Linked DNA regions of Homo sapiens: region 2 is linked to region 1. A link is a loop called in an ENCODE intact Hi-C map of the cell type or tissue named here. Cell type or tissue: mammary epithelial cell. All regions are shown on one strand. Links, peaks and the distances in the headings refer to the core of each region. The heading gives the core; the rest is flanking DNA.

The links. A loop is a pair of places that touch in the nucleus more often than their neighbours do. Peaks named below come from ENCODE experiments on the same cell type or tissue, not always from the same donor. Only the 100,000 strongest peaks of a DNase experiment are listed, where the experiment ranks them.
Region 2: it touches region 1 in a loop (3-fold over the local background); 3 of 110 quality-filtered maps call a loop at or near these places.

The regions. Positions count from the first base shown.
Region 1 is chr5:65,866,646-65,875,942 of GRCh38, forward strand. No RefSeq gene overlaps it. Among named protein-coding and RNA genes, the nearest start is that of ERBIN, 55 kb to the right of the region's middle. In mammary epithelial cell, for the core only: no CTCF peak of the experiment used is centred there; DNase peaks (open chromatin) are centred at 4,706 and 6,766; H3K27ac peaks cover 515 bases.
Region 2 is chr5:65,764,412-65,773,708 of GRCh38, forward strand. The region is part of intron 3 of NLN (neurolysin); the gene reads left to right. Among named protein-coding and RNA genes, the nearest start is that of NLN, 47 kb to the left of the region's middle. In mammary epithelial cell, for the core only: no CTCF peak of the experiment used is centred there; a DNase peak (open chromatin) is centred at 5,330; H3K27ac peaks cover 585 bases.

The DNA of each region.
Region 1 (9,297 bases), core at 2,309-7,308:
ATCAGATTGCTACAAAAGTATCAGCTTATTTACTTTTGAAATATTATATTACCCCCATACCAGGAAAATAAAGGAATGAGGGGGAAATTACCTATAATCCAGTCACTCCCATAGGACCACTCTAAGCATTATGTAATACTATACTCGCTCCCATTTTTTCCCAGCCTCCTTTTCAAATGGTTATAAGTCACAGTGTAATCATTAATTGTCTAAAATGAATAGTGGTATCCTGGTGGCATAAGATAATTTTTATAAGTGGCCTTAGAGGAACATTGAATATAAAGTAAATGATCATTGTACCCTCTTTACCCTGCTATAAATCATTACTCTCTTTAAGGACATAGAAGGAAATGTGGGCTTATGTTCCAGGTACCTAACATACAAACAGGAAGTCGTGCAGACCTGAGACAGTCTGGTATATTAGCACTGAAATACAGCTACCTTTTAAATTAGTAAGAACTTTTTTTTAACTTATGTATGTTTTGTGGCATGGTAGCATGAAAAGATCACTGGTCTTAGAGGTGGGAGACTCAGGCTATAGTCCTAGCTTTGGCATTAACTGTGTGGTCTTGGGTTTAGTTTTCCTTCTGTACTAAATCAATTCAGATCTCCCGCATACCTGTCAGTGAGTGCGTTAATGTGACCCTGTTTGTCCGTGCCTGATACATGCCCACCCCTGAAGCTGGAGGTGAGATCACCCCTCTCTACACTAAAAAGACCTTGAGTCGGGAAAGAGTCCAGCCCCCAGAATTCCATGGGATGGGTTGTTACCAGAAGGGGAAATGGATTTGAGCAGGCAAAAACACTAGATGTTATCTAACTTTGTTCTCCGTATCTTTATCCCCAAAATGAAGGGATTGGTGTAAAAAGTTCTATTAATAAGTCTCTCTAGATCTGCCTTCACAGGATTGAAAGTACAGAATTGTACCAGTTGAAGTATGAAAAAAACTATGCTCTTCATTTGACTTCTAATTTGTGGTATCTACTCTCTATGACTTCAGGGCAATTTCATGAGTTCAGACCAGGAGTTTTAAACCAGGTTCCTGAGTGACTTTCCTGTTTTTGTGAGCTGTCTGTGTATACTTCCTGCAGAGAGAATGTTTTATTAATAGCAACATATGCCCTGAAACAACATACTTCTTTGACCCCAACACCGTTTTTATCTTTGGAAAACCGATGATGTGTTACTAAGTGTTAAGAATAGTTTATTATTTACTGTGCAGTTGCCAAACCGAATTTATTTTTACTCAAACTGGACAGTACCTGGCTAATACAATGACTCCCCCAAATTCAAGTTTTTCGCGGCATGTCGTCTTATTCTACAAGCTGGGAGAGTGTGTGAGATCAAAGGAATGTGCAAACAGGCCGGAGCCATGGCTCACGCCAGTAATCCCAGCACTTTGGAAGCCCGAGGCAAGCGGATCACTTGAGCTCAGGCATTCAAGACCAGCCTGGGCAACATGGAGAAACCCGGTTGTATTAGGGTTCTCTTAGAGGGACAGAACTAATAGGATATATAAAATATTATATATATATATCATATATACACATATATCATATATACATACATATATATCATATATATACACATATATATATCATATATATGAGAGTTTATTAAGTATTAACTTACATGATCACAAGGTCCCACAATAGGCTGTCTGCAAGCTGAGGAGCAAGGAGAGCCAGTCCAAGTCCTAAAACTGAAAAACTTGGAGTACAATGTTTGAGGGCAGGATCAGCATGGCAGAAAGATAAAGGCTCGGAGGCTAGGCCCATCTCTTTTTCACATTTTTCTACCTGCTTTATATTCACTGGCAGCTGATTAGGTTGTGCCCGCCAGATTAAGGGTGGGTCTGCCTTTCCCAGCCCACTGACTCAAATGTTAATCTCTTCTGGCAACACCCTCACAGACAAATCCAGGATCAATACTCTGTATCTTTCAATCCAATGAAGTTAACAGTATTAACCATCACACTGGTCTTTGCAAAAAGGACAAGAATTAGCCAGGCATGGTGGCACATGCCTGTGGTCCCAGCTACTTGGGAGGCCGAGGTGGGAGGATCACTTGAGCCTGGGGGACAGAGGTTGCAGTGAGCCTTGATTGCACTACTGCACTCCAGCCTGGGTGACAGAGTAAGACCCTGTCGAAAAAAAAAAAAAAAAAAGGAATGTGCAAACATACTTTAAGCATAATTTTGCCCTGACAACTCTTTTTTCCCCAATCTCTACTTGAACGATTATTTTTAATGGGACTGGCTCTGACAAAATAATCCTCACAGGACCTTTAAATTACATAATTAAGCAGAATAAAACAATGTATAATAAAAAGTTTCCTGTTCTTCAATTCTAATAGCAAATTTGCATATATATTCTCTCCATTAGCAAACTGGGATAATAATAGTGGCTCTCTATCTCAGAAGGTTGTTGAACTGATTAAAACGAGATAATGCATGTAAAATACGTGGCACAATGTTTGATGCAAACAAAATGGCCATAAATATTAGCTATTACTGTTTTACCATCCATAAAAAGAATATAATGCCTACCTCAGAGGGTGATTCTGATGATCGAAAGGGATACAAAGTGTTTAACAGGCCAGCACAGTGGCTTCACGCCTGTAATCCCAGCACTTTGGGAGGCTGAGGCGGGCAGATCACCTGAGGTCAGGAGTTCGAGACCAGCATGACCAACATGGAGAAATCCCATCTCTAATAAAAACACAAAATTAGCCAGGTATGGTGGCGCGCCTGTGGTCCCAGCTACTTGGGTGGCTGAAATGGGAGTATCGCTTGAGCCTGGGAGGCAGAGGTTGCAGTGAGTCTAGATCTGGCCACTGCACTCCAGCCTGGGAGAAAGAACAAAACCCTGTCTCGAAATTAATTAATGTAATTAAATGTTTAACATATGTTTAAAACACACATATATAAGCATATAAAGTGTTTAATATTTAAAAATAATTTCTGCTGCTGCTAATAGAAGAAATTTGTGGCTGTTTTTAAGGAATAATAGAATTTCCAAAATCAGTGTCTAGCAACATTTACCTTACTCATGAATTTAAAAAAACCTTCTGATTAGAATACCAGTTTCACTGCTGTTTAATAGTTTAACCCTATTTTGAATCAGCAAATTAGTGTTATGGTTAATTTTATATAAAACATAATGAAATGCATGTCCCAGCTCTGTCATCAAGCAGCTATTCCATCTTGGGCACATTCTTAATGTTTCTAGGCCTTCCTTACCTTATCTTTTAAAGGGCTATTATAATACTTATCTTGTGTACTTCCCATCATAATAATAAAATATTATGTGAGGTTGAAAATTTCCTTATCTTTAAAAGGGCTATAATAATACTTATCTTGTGTACTTTTCGTCATAATAATAAAATATTATGTGAGGTTGAGTTGATTAAAGAACCTTGTAAAGGGTCAAAAGAATAACAATCTGGCAGGGAGCGGTGGCTCATGCCTGTAATCCCAGCACTTTGGGAGGCCGAGGCAGGCAGATCACCTGAGGTCGGGAGTTTGAGACCAGCCTGACCAACATGGAGAAACCCCATCTCTACTAAACATGCAAAATTAGCCGGGTGTGGTGGTGCATGCCTCTAATCTCAGCTACTCAGGAGGCTGAGGCAGGAGAATTGCTTGAACCTGGGAGGTGGAGGTTGTGGTGAGCCAAGGTTGGGTCATTGCACTCCAGCCTGGGCAACAAGAGTGAAACTCCGTCTCAGAAAAAAAAAAAAAGTAACAATCTAACAATAATTTCTTGACTTGTCATGTACCAACTAAATGCCAAGCCTATGCTAACTGCTATATTTATATTGTCTCATTTAATTCTCACAACAGCTCCATTAAGTAGTTGCTATTTTTATGTTTATTTTACAAATGAGGATCCTAAGTCTTAGAGATGTTACGTAACTTGCTTAAAGTCACATTTCATATTAAATGTGCAAATAAACATCTATTCAAACTCCAGATTACTCTTAACCTTTCTACTATAAAAATGCAAGTTATTATTATTTTTGTATAATAAGCAGTTTTTTTTAATGACATCGTGGTAGGGAAGCCCATAGAGGTGATTATTCAAATAGTAATTTTTTTTTTTTATGAGACAGAGTCTCACTCTGTCACCCAGGCTGGAGTGCAGTGGAGCAATCTTGGCTCACTGCAACCTCCGCCCCATGGGTTCAAGCAATCCTCGTGCTTCAGCCTCCCAAGTAGCTGGGACTGCAGGCATGTGCCACCACTTCCAGCTAATTTTTGTTTTTGTTTTTGTTTTGAGATGGAGTCTTGCTCTGTTGCCAGGCTGGAGTGCAGTGGTGCGATCCCGGCTTACTGCAACCTCTGCCTCCCGGGTTCAAGCGATTCTCCTGCCTCAGCCTCCTGAGTAGCAGGGACTAAGGTCGCTAGCCACCCCACCCAGCTAATTTTTTTTGTATTTTAGTAGAGAAGGGTTTTCACCATGTTGGCCAGGATGGTCTCGATCTCCTGACCTGGTGATCTGCCCGCCTCAGCCTCCCAAAATGCTGGGATTATAGACATGAGCCACCACACCCAGCCTAATTTTCGTATTTTCAATAGAGACGAGGATTTCCATGTCTGTCAGGCTGGTTTCGAACTCCTGACCTCAGGTGATCCACCCACCTCTGCCTCCCGAAGTGCTGGGATTAGTCATGAGCCACCTCATCCGGCTCAAATAGTAATTTACTAACACATTTTACTCACACATTTCTGACATTTTTAAGGGAACAGTGGTAAATAAAAATGACTACTCCTTGAAATATGTGTTTAATTTTCTAGGGAGAGGTGGATCTTGTTCCTTTTTGAAGTAGGAGCCAGGCTAGCCAGTGTTCCCTTCTCCTCTAGGAGCCATACACTTGATGGACATAAAACATTGCAGAGAAAACAGAAGCCCTTTCTTCTAAAAAGATTACAACTCATATTTGCTTCAAATAAGACCTGAAATAGCTGCTCACTCCTAAAAGAGTATCTGAACTTTATGGGAAAAGAAGAGCACCATCAAGTAGGCAACCATTCCTGGGGAGAAGTTGATTTGGCTATCAGGTTAAATAAACATCTTTTATATTTCAATCTATTCCATGGTCCTTGTATTAGTCCATTTTCATGCTGCTGATAAAGACATACCGAAAACTGGGTAATTTATAAAGAAAAAGAGGTTTAGTGGACTCACTGTTCCACGTGGCTGGGGAGGCCTCACAATCATGGCAGAAGGCGAAAGGCACATCTTACATGGCAGCAGACAAGAGAGAATGAGAGCCAGGCAAAAGGGGAAACCCCCTTATAAAATCATCAGATTCAAATCTCGTGAGACTTACTCACTACCACGAGAACAATATGGGGGAAAACACCACCATGATTCAATTATCTTCCACCAGGCCCCTCTCACAACATATAGGAATTATGAGAGCTACAATTCAAGATGAGATTTGGGTGGGGACACATCCAAACCTTGTAAGTCCTCATCCAAAATAATTATTTTGCTTAATTTTAGACTATAGATTTTTATAAACAAACCTCTTTGAAGCACTAATAGCTGAGTTTTTCCATTATTAGACCCTTAGAGTCTTTGAAAGTAGGTACTAAGAAACTTGTGGTCTAGGGGTAAGAAGAGCTCTGCTGCTTGTTTAGGTTTAATTTTGAGCCACAAAATGACCTCAACTTTTATATAATTATACTATATCTTGGCTGTCAATTTATAATTGCCCACCAGAAAACCAAGATTGTTGATTCTTAATGAGGCAAACCCAGCAGTGTGATGGAGCCAACTCCTACATGCTGTGGATAATTGATTATTAAACATTTAAAATTTTTTAATCCCAACATTTTTGAAGGCTGAGGCAGGAGGATTGCTTGAGGCCAGGAAGACAATACCAGCCTGGGCAATATAGTAAGACTCTGCCTCTCTCTCTCTCTCTCTATGTATATGTATATATATATACATAATTTTTTTTAAATTAGCCTGGTGTGATGGCATGTGCCTGTAGTCCTAGCTACTCTGGAGGCTGAGGTGGAAGGATGTCTTGAGCCCAGGAATTTGAAGTTACAGGGATATATATATATCACTGTGATCTATCTATCTATCTATCTATCATCTATCTATCTATCTATCTATCTATCTATCTATCATCTATCTATCATCTATCTATATCTATCTATCTATCTATCTATCTATCTATCTATCTATCTATCTATCTATCATCATCTATCTATCATCTATCTATCTGTCTGTCTATAGAGAGAGAGAGAGATAATTTTTATGAGAGTTATATGAGGCAATGTTAAACCTTGGTAGCTTGAAATCAGACATGATGGGGGTATTTATACCTCAGAAAATGGCAAATGCTGCCAGTCAGGTCCTCCATTTCCCCGTTTCCTTTCTCCATGTATCCCCCACCCATCCACCCACCCAACCTGCCCTGAGAGCCTGTTCACCAGCACACAATTGAGTAGAGCCATCCTGTTTCCAGTGAAGTATCAGAAAATGAACCCCAGGCCTGATGCTCTGTTGCCAATGATCAGCAACCCGCTTCTCATCATACTTAGAAAATGGCAGCCCTCACAGCCTTGGTTACCAACCCAGGCAAATGTGAAACTCCAAATACCAATGGTAAGAGAATAATTTTCATCTCTGAAGGTCAGAAGTTCACTTTAAAGTGTCAGCTGCTGTTTGGCAATGATAGGTTGACATGGAGTACCAAAATATTCTAAGGTCTGTGGGAAATGAGTGACTCATTTTCCCAATCAGCAGAGTAGGGGAAATTCATCCCTCAAAACATGATGGGATTTTCCTTCCAATGTCATTAATCACAATGAATATGTTTGAGGATTATACAGTAACAAGGTGGGAGAAACTAGATCTCATGCAGTCAAAATACGTGAAGAACAGTTCTCCATTGGACTAGGTAATTCATTATTCTACTAATTTTGCCTTGTGTAAATCCTGCCTTCTCTGTATATCAGCCAGGCCAGAACTGTTCTAACTTGTACATTTCATCTTCCAGCGAATGTTCCAAGAAACATGTTTGTTTATTTTGTTTGTTTTCTGCAGATTTATCAGGACTTTATTTAATTCACCTGAGGCCTAACATAACATCTGACTCAAGCCTGTGAATATTTGTGTTTCTTAGTCTTTGGGCTCACAGTATAGAAATGAACTAGAAATGAACTAAAATCCTGGAAAACAATCCAGGGTCTTTGCCAAATAAAGAAATATATATTCCTTCAGACTAGGACTATACAGTACCTGGTTTGAATCTAGTGAAATCTCCCCCAACAATTGTGGAACCCATACACACTTTCAATTCTCATTCTTTTTTTAAGACCTTAGGAAAAAGAAACTACATCAGGCATCTTTATGAGACAGGTGAGCATGAAGTTCACGAAATTTTAAAATTAACATCTAAAGCAGAAATTCTCAATTGTGGCTCATATTAGAATCATCTAAGGGGCTTTAAAAAAATCTCAATATTCAGGCCACACCACAGACCAATTAAATGAGAATTTTGGGGGTGAGACCCAGGCATTGATAGTTTTTAAAGCTCCCTAGACAATTTCAATGTGCGCCAAGGCTTTTCTGTTTGTTTTTTATCTTTATTATTTATTTATTTATTTATTTATTTTCAATGTGCGCCAAGGTTTGAGAACCACTGACTTAAAGCAATAAACTTGGTTTTCTGCCAGGTGAGATTTATTCTGTGTTTAGTCACTCTTCCTAATATATTAGAAATCTTCATTTCCTTAGTGTCCGATTGCCCAGTTGTTGGCTTTAAGACTTTAAATAGACAATGAATCATGCATTAAAAACAATGATCTGGAATAGGCCAGCTACCTGATGTACCAAAGCTGTGATCATGTTACATCCTTGCTCAAAAAACTTCTTGGTTAATAAGATCTGATATTGGTGAAAGTACAGAGCAGAAAGCGTTTGAATACCTTCTTTAAGAGCATAAATTGATGCAAATTTTCCAGAGAGCAAATTGAAAGCATATCTCAAATTTTAATACATATATATCCAGCAATTCTACTTTTAAGAATTTAGTCTAAAGAAATAATTGGCAAGTGTGCAAAGGTATTCATACAAAGATATTGATAACAACATTGGTTATGTTATTAGTAATATATATTTTCTAGATATGTTTTCATTTCAGTGCATCCAAGCTTTTGAAATACTGGAGGCTTGTTCAAAAGCCTTAATAGTATATATTGATATGCAAAAGTGTTCACAACCCATTACTGAATTAAAGAAAAATACAGATTGCCAAAAAGCATGTCTAGTATAATTCCACATATGTTTTTAAAAAAAGATCTATATTTTTATAAATTTTAAAAGGCTGGGGCTAGGTGTGGTGGCTCATGCTTGTAATTCCAGCAGTTTGGGAGGCCAAGGCAGGAAGATCACTTGAGCTCAGGAGTTCGAGACCAGCCTGGCCAACATGGTGAAACCCCATATCTACCAAAAATACAAAAAATTAGCCTGGTGTGGGTGCACACCTGTGGTTACAGCTACTCAGGAGGCTGAGGTGGGAGGATTGCTTGAGCCTGGAGGCAGAGGCTGCAGAGAGCCTGCAATGAGCCACTTCCACTCTAGCTTGGGTGACAGAGTGAGACTCCTGTCTCAAAAAAAAAAAAAAAGTTGGAAAATTGTACCCAAACTATTAACTGACTGCATCTGAGGAATAAAATTATACCAAGATAGGAGGGGAAAGCTTTGCCTCATTCTTTCTACACTTGTGTATTGTTTGAATTTTTTAAATGTACATGTGTTACGATTATAATTTACACAATGCAAACATGTTAAATTATTTTTTACCCACCACTTTCTATAGAATAAAGTCTAAACTTCTTAGCTTTATATTTAAAGCACTCAACAATTTGTCCCTCAACTACCTTTTGCCAGTCATTTAGACAAGTTTGTTGATAGAATTGAATTTCACTTTCATCTCTCCTATTTATACTAACTTGAGCCCAACTGTTCCCACCAAATTTGCCTTCATATTTGATCTCTGGGAGTATCTTTTCCTTTGCCTGAAATGCTCTCACTCTTCCTCCCCGTTCACTAAAATCCAACCAAGCTATGAAGGCTCAGATTCAGTGCTATCAAGTAGAGCTCTCCCTCCCTTGAATTACTGTATTATATAATATCTGATACTTAAGAAATGAGTATATCAAACAGAGGAATGAATCCTCACAGTGAAGATCAAGGTCCTGTTTAGTTTTCTCATTTAGGAAATGGGGACATACTACCTATCACATTAGGTTATTGTGAGGATTTAATGAG
Region 2 (9,297 bases), core at 2,328-7,327, 100 kb before region 1:
AGCTACTCAGGAGGCTGAGGCAGGAGAATCACTTGAACCCAGGAGGCAGAGGTTGCAGTGAGCTGAGATCATGCCACTGCACTCCAGCCTGGGCAACAGAGTGAGGCTCCTTCTCAAAAATTAAAATAAAATAAATTTTCTATAGTTTTGGGATTGATCCCACTAAACTTGGGAACAAATTGCTGACTCTAGAGTAGACTGGCACACTATAGTGACCTGATAGACACCAATGCGTTCATCAGATTTGTGTCTTTATTTGAGCTGGTTCATTTCGGGCCTTTATTTTAACAATTTAAGGTAATTTCAGATTTGGTTCTGTAATTCTGGTTTCTATAATTTTTATTGTGTGAACATTTTTTAGGGGCTTCTACAACATTTGCTAACTCTACATCAGGATAATAAAAAATAACTATTGTGTTTGTTTTTGCATTGAAGGTCATTAGGTGAATTTACCTACCTTTAAACATCTTCCATGACAAATGGTTATGTTTATTTAGGCAATTTTTTTAAAAACCTAGAATTACCAGTATTAGTTCTCTGCTGGAGTTGGACACTTTAATAAATGGTAAAACTTATCCCATTCGTACCTAAAGGGCAAAATCAGATATCCAAATATTTTATTTATTTTCTCTGTGATACTGTAAGTTAAATAGGATAGCCATGATATAGCATATAAAGCCTTCATTAATGGCTGGGCATGGTGGCTCACGCCTGTAATCCCAGCACTTTGTGAGGCTGAGGCAGGCAGATCACTTGAGCTCGGGAGTTCAAGACCAGCTTGGGCAATATGGCAAAAACCCATCTCTACAAAAATAAAAAATAGTGGCCAGGTGCGGTGGCTCACGCCTGTAATCCCAGCACTTTGGGAGGCCAAGGCGGGTGGATCACGGGAGGTCAGAAGTTCAAGACCAGCCTGGTCAACATGGTGAAACCCTGTCTCTACTAAATATACAAAAATTAGCCAGGTGTGGTGGCAGGCGCCTGTAATCCCAGCTACTCAGGAGGCTGAGGCATGAGAATTGCTTGAACCCGGGAGGTGGAGGTTGCAGTGAGTCTAGACTGTGCCATTGGGCTCCAGCCTGGGCAACAAGAGCAAAACTTCATCTCAAAAAAATAAAAAATAAATTAATTAATTAAAAATAGAAAAATTAGCTGAGCATGGTGGTAAGTGCCTGTAGTCCCAGCTACTCGGGAGGCTGAGGTGGGAGGATTGCTTGTGCCCAGGAGGTTGAGACTGCACTGAGCAGTGGTTGTGCCACTGTACTCCAGCCTGAGTCACAGAGTGAGACCATGTCTCAGAAAGAAAAAAAAAAAAATCCACACATAAAGGCCTCATTAAGCTGGATAAATAGGATCTTAAATTTATATGATGTCAGCAATTTCAGGCCTGCTCTACTAAAATTAGGATGCTCTGAATAATATTCCCAAGACACCAATAATATATGTAATAATCAAATATATTATCCCAATTGGATATAAAATGTTATTTTAGCTCTTTTTATTTTCCACTTAAAATTAATACATAGAAAAGTGAAATTACTTTTCATAATTCTTCATGCAATATGGGCTCCAGTTATCTATTGATGCATAACATATTACCCCAAACCTTAGTGGCCTGAAATAGCAACCGTCATTTTCTTTTCTCTCACAGTTTCTATGGATCAAGAATTCAGAAAGGAATTAGTTGGACAGTTCTGACTTGGGGTCTGACATGTGGTTTCAGGCAGTGGTGGCTTGGGTTGAAGCAGGTAGGAACTAATCAGGCATCTGTCTTTATTCATGTAGTCTCAAGGTGTCTGTATTTGTCCATTTTCACACTGCTATAAAGAGTACCTGAGACTGGGTAATTTATAAAGAAAGAGGTTTAATTGACTCACAGTTCCACATGGCTGGGAGGCCTTAGGAACTTACAGTCATGGCATAAGGTAAAGGGGAAGCAAGGCATGTCTTACATGATGTCAGGAGAGAGAGCACAGGGGAAGCACCAGACACTTATCAAACAATCAGATCTTGTAAGAACTCACTCACCATCACGAGAACAGCATGGGGGAAACCACCCCATGATCCATTCACTTCCCACCAGCTCCCTCCCTTGACATGCGGAAATTACAATTTGGATTACAATTTGACATGAGATTTGGGTAGGGACACAGCCAAACTTTCATCACACCCCCAGCCCCTCACAAATCTCATGTCCTTTTCACATTTCAAAACCAATCATGCCTCCCCAACAGTCCCCCATAGTCTTAATTCATTCCAGCATTAACTCAAAAGTCCAAGTCCAAAGTTTCCTCTGAGACAAGGCAAGTCTCTTCTGCCTATGAGTCTGTAAAATCAAAGACAAGTTAGTTACTTCTAAGACACAGTGTGGGTACAGGCGTTGGGTAAATGTTCACATTCCAAATGGGAGAAATTGGCCAAAACAAAGGGGCCACAGGCCCTATGCAAGTCCAAAACCTGGCCAGGCAGTCATTAAATCTTAAAACTCCAAAATCTCCTTTGACTCCATGTCTCACATCCAGGGCGCACTGATCCAAGGGGTGGGCCCCCATGGCCTTGGGTGGCTCTGCCTCTGTGGTTCTCAGGTTACAACCCCTGTAGCTGCTTTCACAGGCTGATGTTGCCTGCAGCTTTTTCAGGTGCAGGGTGCAAGCTGTCATGTGGATCTACCATTCTGGAGTCTGGAGGGCAGTAGCCCCCTTCTCACAACTCCACTAGGCAGTGCCCTAGTGGGGACTCTGTTTGGGGGCTCCTGTGCCACATTTCCCTTCCCCACTGCCCTAACAGAGGTTCTCTGTGAGGTCTCTGCCCCCGCAGCAGACTTCTGCCTGGATATCCAGGCATTTCCATACATCCTCTGAAATCTAGGAGGTTCACAAAGCTCAGTTTTTGTCTTCTGCACACCTACAGGCCCAATACCATGTGGAAACCACCAAGGCTTGGGGCTTGCGTCCTGTGAAGCAATGGCCTGAGCTGTACCTTGGCCCCTTTTAGCCCAGCTGGAGCTGGAGCAACTGGGATGCAGGGCACTATGTCCTGAGGCTGCAGAGAGCAGGGGAAGGAGGGGGGAGCACAAAACCATTTTTTTTCTCCTAGGCCTCCAGGCCTGTGATGGGAGGGGCTGTTGTGAAGACCTCTGACATGCCCTGGGGACATTTTCCCCATTGTCTTGGGCACTAACATTTGGCTCTTGTTACTTATGCAAATTTCTACAGCTGGCTTGAACTTCTCCCCAGAAAATGGGTTTTTCTTTTCTACCCCATGGTCAGGCTGCAAATTTTTCAAATGTTTATGCTCTGTCTTTCCTTTAAACATAAGTCCCGATTTCAAACCATCTCTTTGTGTACACACATGGCTGTATGCTGTTAGGAGCACCCAGGCCACCTCTTGAATACTTTGCTTAGAAATTTCTTCTGCCAGATACCCTAAATCATCTCTCTCAAGTTCAAAGTTCCACAGATCTCTAGGGCAGGTGCAAAGTGCCCAGTATCTTTGGTAAAGCATAGCATGGGTGACCTTTACTCCAGTTTCCAATAAGTTCCTCATCTTCATCTGAGACCACCTCAGCCTGGACTTCATTGTCCATATCATTATCAGCATTTTTGGTCACAACCATTCAGTAAATCTAGGAAGTTCCAAACTTTCCCACATCTTTCTCTCTTCTTCTGAGCCCTCCAAACTGTTCCAACCTCTGCCCTTGACCCAGTTTCAAAGTCGCTTCTACATTTTCAGTTTGTCTTTATAGCAGTACCCTACTATCCTAGTACCAATTCTCTGTATCAGTCCATTCTCACACTGCTATAAAGAATACCTGAGACTAGGTAATTTATAAAGAAAGAGGTTTAATTGACTCACAATTCCTCTGGGTGGGAGGCCTTAGGAACTTACAATCATGGCAGAAGGAAGCAAGGTACATCTTACATGGTGGCAGGAGAGAGAGTGAACTTAGGGGAAGCATTAGACACTTATAAAACAACCAGATCTTGTGAGAACTCACTCACCATCATGAGAACAGCATGGGGGAAACTGACCACATGATCCAATCACCTCCTACCATGTCCCTCCCTCAATACGTGGGGATTAAAATTCAGATTACAATTCAAGATGAGATTTGGTTGGGCCACAGCCAAATAATATCAGTGTCTTAGTTAGACTGGGCTGCCATAACAAAATACCATAGACTGAATCCTTTAAATGACAGAAATTAACTTTTTCACAGTTGTAGAGGCTGCAAGTCCGAGATCAGTGTGCCAGCATGGTTGGGTTCTGGTGAGAGCCCTCTTCCTGGCTTGCAAATGGCCCCTTCCCTTCCCTGCTGGCCTTTCCTCAGTGTGTGCACATGGCACGGGTTGGGAGGTGGGGTACAGGAAGGCGAGGGGAGAGAGACAGGGAGAACTCTCCTTCTCTTCCTAAAAGGCCACAATCCTGTCAGATTAAGAACTGCCCTTCTGACCTCATTTAACCTTAATTACCTGCCAAAAGCCTATTTACAAATACAGCCACATTGGGGATAGGGCTTCTACAAAAGAACTTGAAAGGGCACAGTTCAGTCCATAGCGCAGAGCGTCTCCATGTGGTTCATTTGTGTGGGTTAATTTGGGCTTCCTTACAGTGTGGTGGTATCAGGATGGTAGGACTTCTTTCATGAGACTCAGTGCTCCAACATGAGTGTTCCGGCAAGGCACATAGAAGCTACTTTGCACTTATGTGCTGTCACGGAAGTCACATGACATCACTTCTGCCATACCATATGGGTTGACAAGTCACCGCATTCTGCCCAGATTCAAGGAACACCACATCTCAGTCTGGGGAGTATCATTTAATTGGCAGTCATGTTTCAAAACCTTCAAAATAGGGGAGGAGGTGGGGATGGTTAATGGGAACCAAAAGGAAAAACAATAGAATGAATAAGACCTGCTACTTGATAGCACAACAGGGTGACTGTAGTCAATAATGACTTAATTGTACATTTGGAAATAACAAAGTATAACTGGATTGTTTGTAACACAAAAGATAAGTGCTTGAGGGAAGGGATACCCCATTCTCTGTAATGTGATTATTACATATTGCTTGCCTGTCTCAAAACATTTCATGTGCCCCATAAATGTATACACCTACCATATACCCACAAAAAATTTTTTTAAAACCTTCAAAACAAATAATTTGTTGATTAAATGGATGGAAGAAATTACAGTAGAGGATAAGACTAACCGGTGTGTTGTGGTCCTCTCCCTCCCAGTGTATGACTACTAAGACTGCCTTACATTTGTGTAGCAATATGACTCATATAACCTTGATTCCAATCTTATGAGATAGGCTTTTTTATAATATAAGTGGAGAAACTGAAGCTCAGAAACAATAACTTTCCAAGAGCCACATCACTGGTGGGTAAGTGCTTGCCAGAAACCATGTAGACTGTTTGTTAAACCCTTCAAGGGAGGGAGGTATCATGTTTGATTCTATTTTGCACCTCTGGCAGAGTGCCTGATAAAAAGCAAGCATTCAGTAAATGTTCATCAAACTAAAGTGAGAAACCAGTTAGTGGCAGATCCAGAAAATAGGCCTTCGGTAATTGCTGGGACATAAGTTACCCATTTGGAAAAATAAAATAAAATTGAATGTCTTCCTGACAACCAACTGAAAAGCAATTCCTGATGGATTAAAGTCATAAAAGACTAGAGCTTAAAGCTTCTAGATGTCTGTACAGGAAGATATCTTTATGATATCTGGGCAGGGATATATTTATTAAGACGCAGAAACTGCTAACTATGAAATATAAGGCTAATAAACTTGACTATGTTAATATAACTTCTATTCATAAGGAAAAGTGAAAAGAGTTCAAATACTGAGAAAATAACTTTACAAAACATGAAACCAGTGATGCATTCTAGGATATATAAAGAACTACTACAATCAATAACAAAGAAACATCCCAGTAGAAAAATGGGCAAATGATATGTAGAAATATTTCAACAGAAACGCACATAGCAATCAAATGTATGAAAAGATGTTCAATTTTATTAGTAATCAGAGAAATGCAAATGAAGACCATAATAAGTTACCATTCTTCACTCACAAGATTGGCAAAGATTAAGAAAACCAACAATGCCAAGTTATCTTTGTGGATATGGATCAACAAGAATGTTTGTGCACTGCTTCTAAGAGTATAACTGATTCATCACCAAGTTGGAGAAAAACTTAGTATTAGAAAGTTGGAGCTTACATTCTCCACAACCTAGCACATCCTCCCACTCCCACCTCAGTATTTACCTAGAGATACCTTTGCATTTGTGCAAGGTAATATTGAACAAGTGTTCATAGCAACTCAGATTCCCATCAGCAAGAAAATGGATCTATAAATTGTGGCACATTTATGCAATGGAATATTTTATAGCATTAAAATAAATAAGTATAACAACATGGAACAATATAGTTGAATCTTAGTAAAAGTGAAGGAAAGAAACTGCAGAATACTGCATACAATATGATACTTTATAAAGCTCGAAAAGAAGCAAAACTATACAATATATAAGTGGTAAAACTGGAAAAAATGTTTGTCACAAAATTCAAGAGAGTAGTTATTTTTTGCACAGGTTACCTGTTGCATAAGTAAATGCAACGGTATTATTAATGTCCTATTTTATAAGTTGAAGGGTGGATTTAATTTGTCCTCACTACATATATATAGTTATATCCATTTGCAGATATCAGGTTACACATAAAAATTTAACATATATTAAATGTATCCTTAATTCCACTAAGAAAAAAAAAGAGAAAAAGCAGTGAAAACAAGGACTTCCTCATCCTTTTAAGCTAAAAAAATGGCCAAGTGTCAGAAGCCAGCAATTATGGCTGCAGGTATTAGTATTTCCCAATTCTGACAAGGGCTTCTCAATTGTTGGCTTTTAAAAAGCCAACAAACATCCAAGAAGATTTCATACCTGCTCTTTCCAGCCATTTTGGCGAGAAAAATGTACAGTGTCTTCATGTCAAAACAATCAGGCATATTCTATTCCAGTGGCCTGCTAAGGAATAAATGCACAAGAGGAATTCTTTCATGAAATAGAGGCTGAATTATGCAAGCTAAATTTGAGAAGTACAGTGATCTATTGTAATATTGTTTATTTATTTTTTTTAGAGCGGCAGGCTTTGATCTTGCCAATTCATCTTAGCCAATTAGTGATTTAAATAGGAAAGCTTTAATGTTACAGTGCAGATGAATAGGTCATGAGATTAAGTATATGATTTTAAACATTATGTAATCTCTCCTACTTGACCAGCCATGGAGACCCAGCTCCAAATTAAAATACAAGAACCAGAACCGACCGGGTATAGTGGCTCATGCCTGAAATCCCAGCACTTTGGGAGGCCAAGGTGAGCGGATGGCCTAAGCCCAGAAGTTCCAAACCAGCCTGGGCAACATGGCAAAACCCCGTCTCTACCAAAAATACAGAAATTAGCCAGTCTCATAACCCAGTCTCAAAATAAATAAATGAAGAGATAAAAATTTTAAAATTAAGTTTAAAAAGAACCACTACCTTAAAACAATGACAAAAAAAAAAAAAAGATATCCCAAATTCATTTACAATTTCATTCCTTTTATTTTCCATGTCTTCTTGATTTTTGAAATATGTAAGTGTAGTCATTGGTCATAATCAATACTACTAAACTTACAATTTTTTTGGGGTCTTAAAAGCCTAGGGATCCAGATATAAAGCATCAATTACCTTGGCTTAGTTTCCCCATTGGCTAGGCATCCTTCTTTTGTGCCCCTCTTTTTTCCAAGTACTTACCTATTTTTTAACATGATGTGTGATATTGATGTTATCTATTAATATGTCTTTCTTTTCCTTCATGTGACTTAAAGCTCTTCAAGAATATTCCTTTTTGTTTCCTTAGTGCCAGGAATAATTAGGAGCTCAGTAAATGTAAATGTGTGTTGAACTGAACTAGCCCCAATGAAAATGTATCTTCATGCAGTGTGATGCCTCACTTCAGCAACCTTACGCTGTGGCTCACACAGAAGCAGTGAATCTTGCGATGGCATATTGAATTAGTAGTCAGCAAGCAGTGCTGGCTGTATCCCCCTAGCCCAGGAGTGCAGACAACTACCTAAGAATGTCCTCTTCACCATGTAGTAAGATAGCAACTTTATAGTAAATGTCATGGACTGGGGCAGGGGCAAGAGGGAGCAGAAGAACTAAATTACAAATATAATACAATTAGTTATTTCTCTATTTTAGTTTAATTTTTTTGGTTTGGGTTTTTGTTTTTTTGGTTTTGGGGTTTTTGTTTTGTTTTTTGTTTGTTTGTTTGTTTTTCATTTTTTTTTTTTTAGAAACAGGGTCTGGCTCTGTCACCCAGGCTGGACCGTAGTGACGTGATCTCAGCTGACTTCAACCTCTGCCTCCCAGGCTCAAGTGATTCTCCCACCTCAGCCTCCCAAGTAGCTGGGACTACAGGCACACGCCACCAGACCCGGCTATACTCTGTTATCCTATTATAATTCCTTAGCAAATTCAAAGTTCCTAATTCTTTTTTGTTTTTTTTTTTTTTAAATGAGCAGGGTCTCACGCTGTCACCTTGGCCAGAATACAGTGGCACAGTCACAGCTCACTGCAGCCTGAACCACCTGGGCTCAAGTGATCCTCCCGCCTTGTCCTCCCAAACTGCTGGGATTACAGGCATAAGCCACCACACCCAGCCCTGAATTCTATTTTTTTTTTTTTTTTTTTTCTGCAACAGGTCCTCACTCTGTTGCCCAGGCTGGAGTGCAGTAGCTCAATCTTGGCTCACTGCAACCTCTGCCTCCTGGGCCCAAGCAATCCTCCCACCTCAGCCTCCCAGGTAGCTAAGACTACAAGCTTGCACCACCATCTCCAGCTAATTTTTGTGTTTTTTAGTTGTTGTAGAGATGAGGTTTCACCATGTTTCCCAGGCTGGTGAACTGAGCTCAATTGATCCACCCACCTCAGCTTCCCACAGTGTTGGGATTATAGGCGTGAGCCACTGTGCCCAGCCCTGAATTCATTTTTTAAATGATATTCAGAGAAATATACTATCTTAATCTCCATAGTTCTTTTAACGGCATTGTAATTTCTCCTTTGTATAATACAGAAAATCCCACTGGAATAATTTTTTATTTATAGATTTTAGAAACAGAAAATATAAAGTTCTTGTGAAGAAAAAGACAAAGTCATGAGACGGAAGGTGGGGAGGGTTTGGGGGAAATTAAGAAACTCAATATTTGGCCAGGCACAGTGGCTCATGTCTGTAATCCCAGCAGGTTGGGAAGCC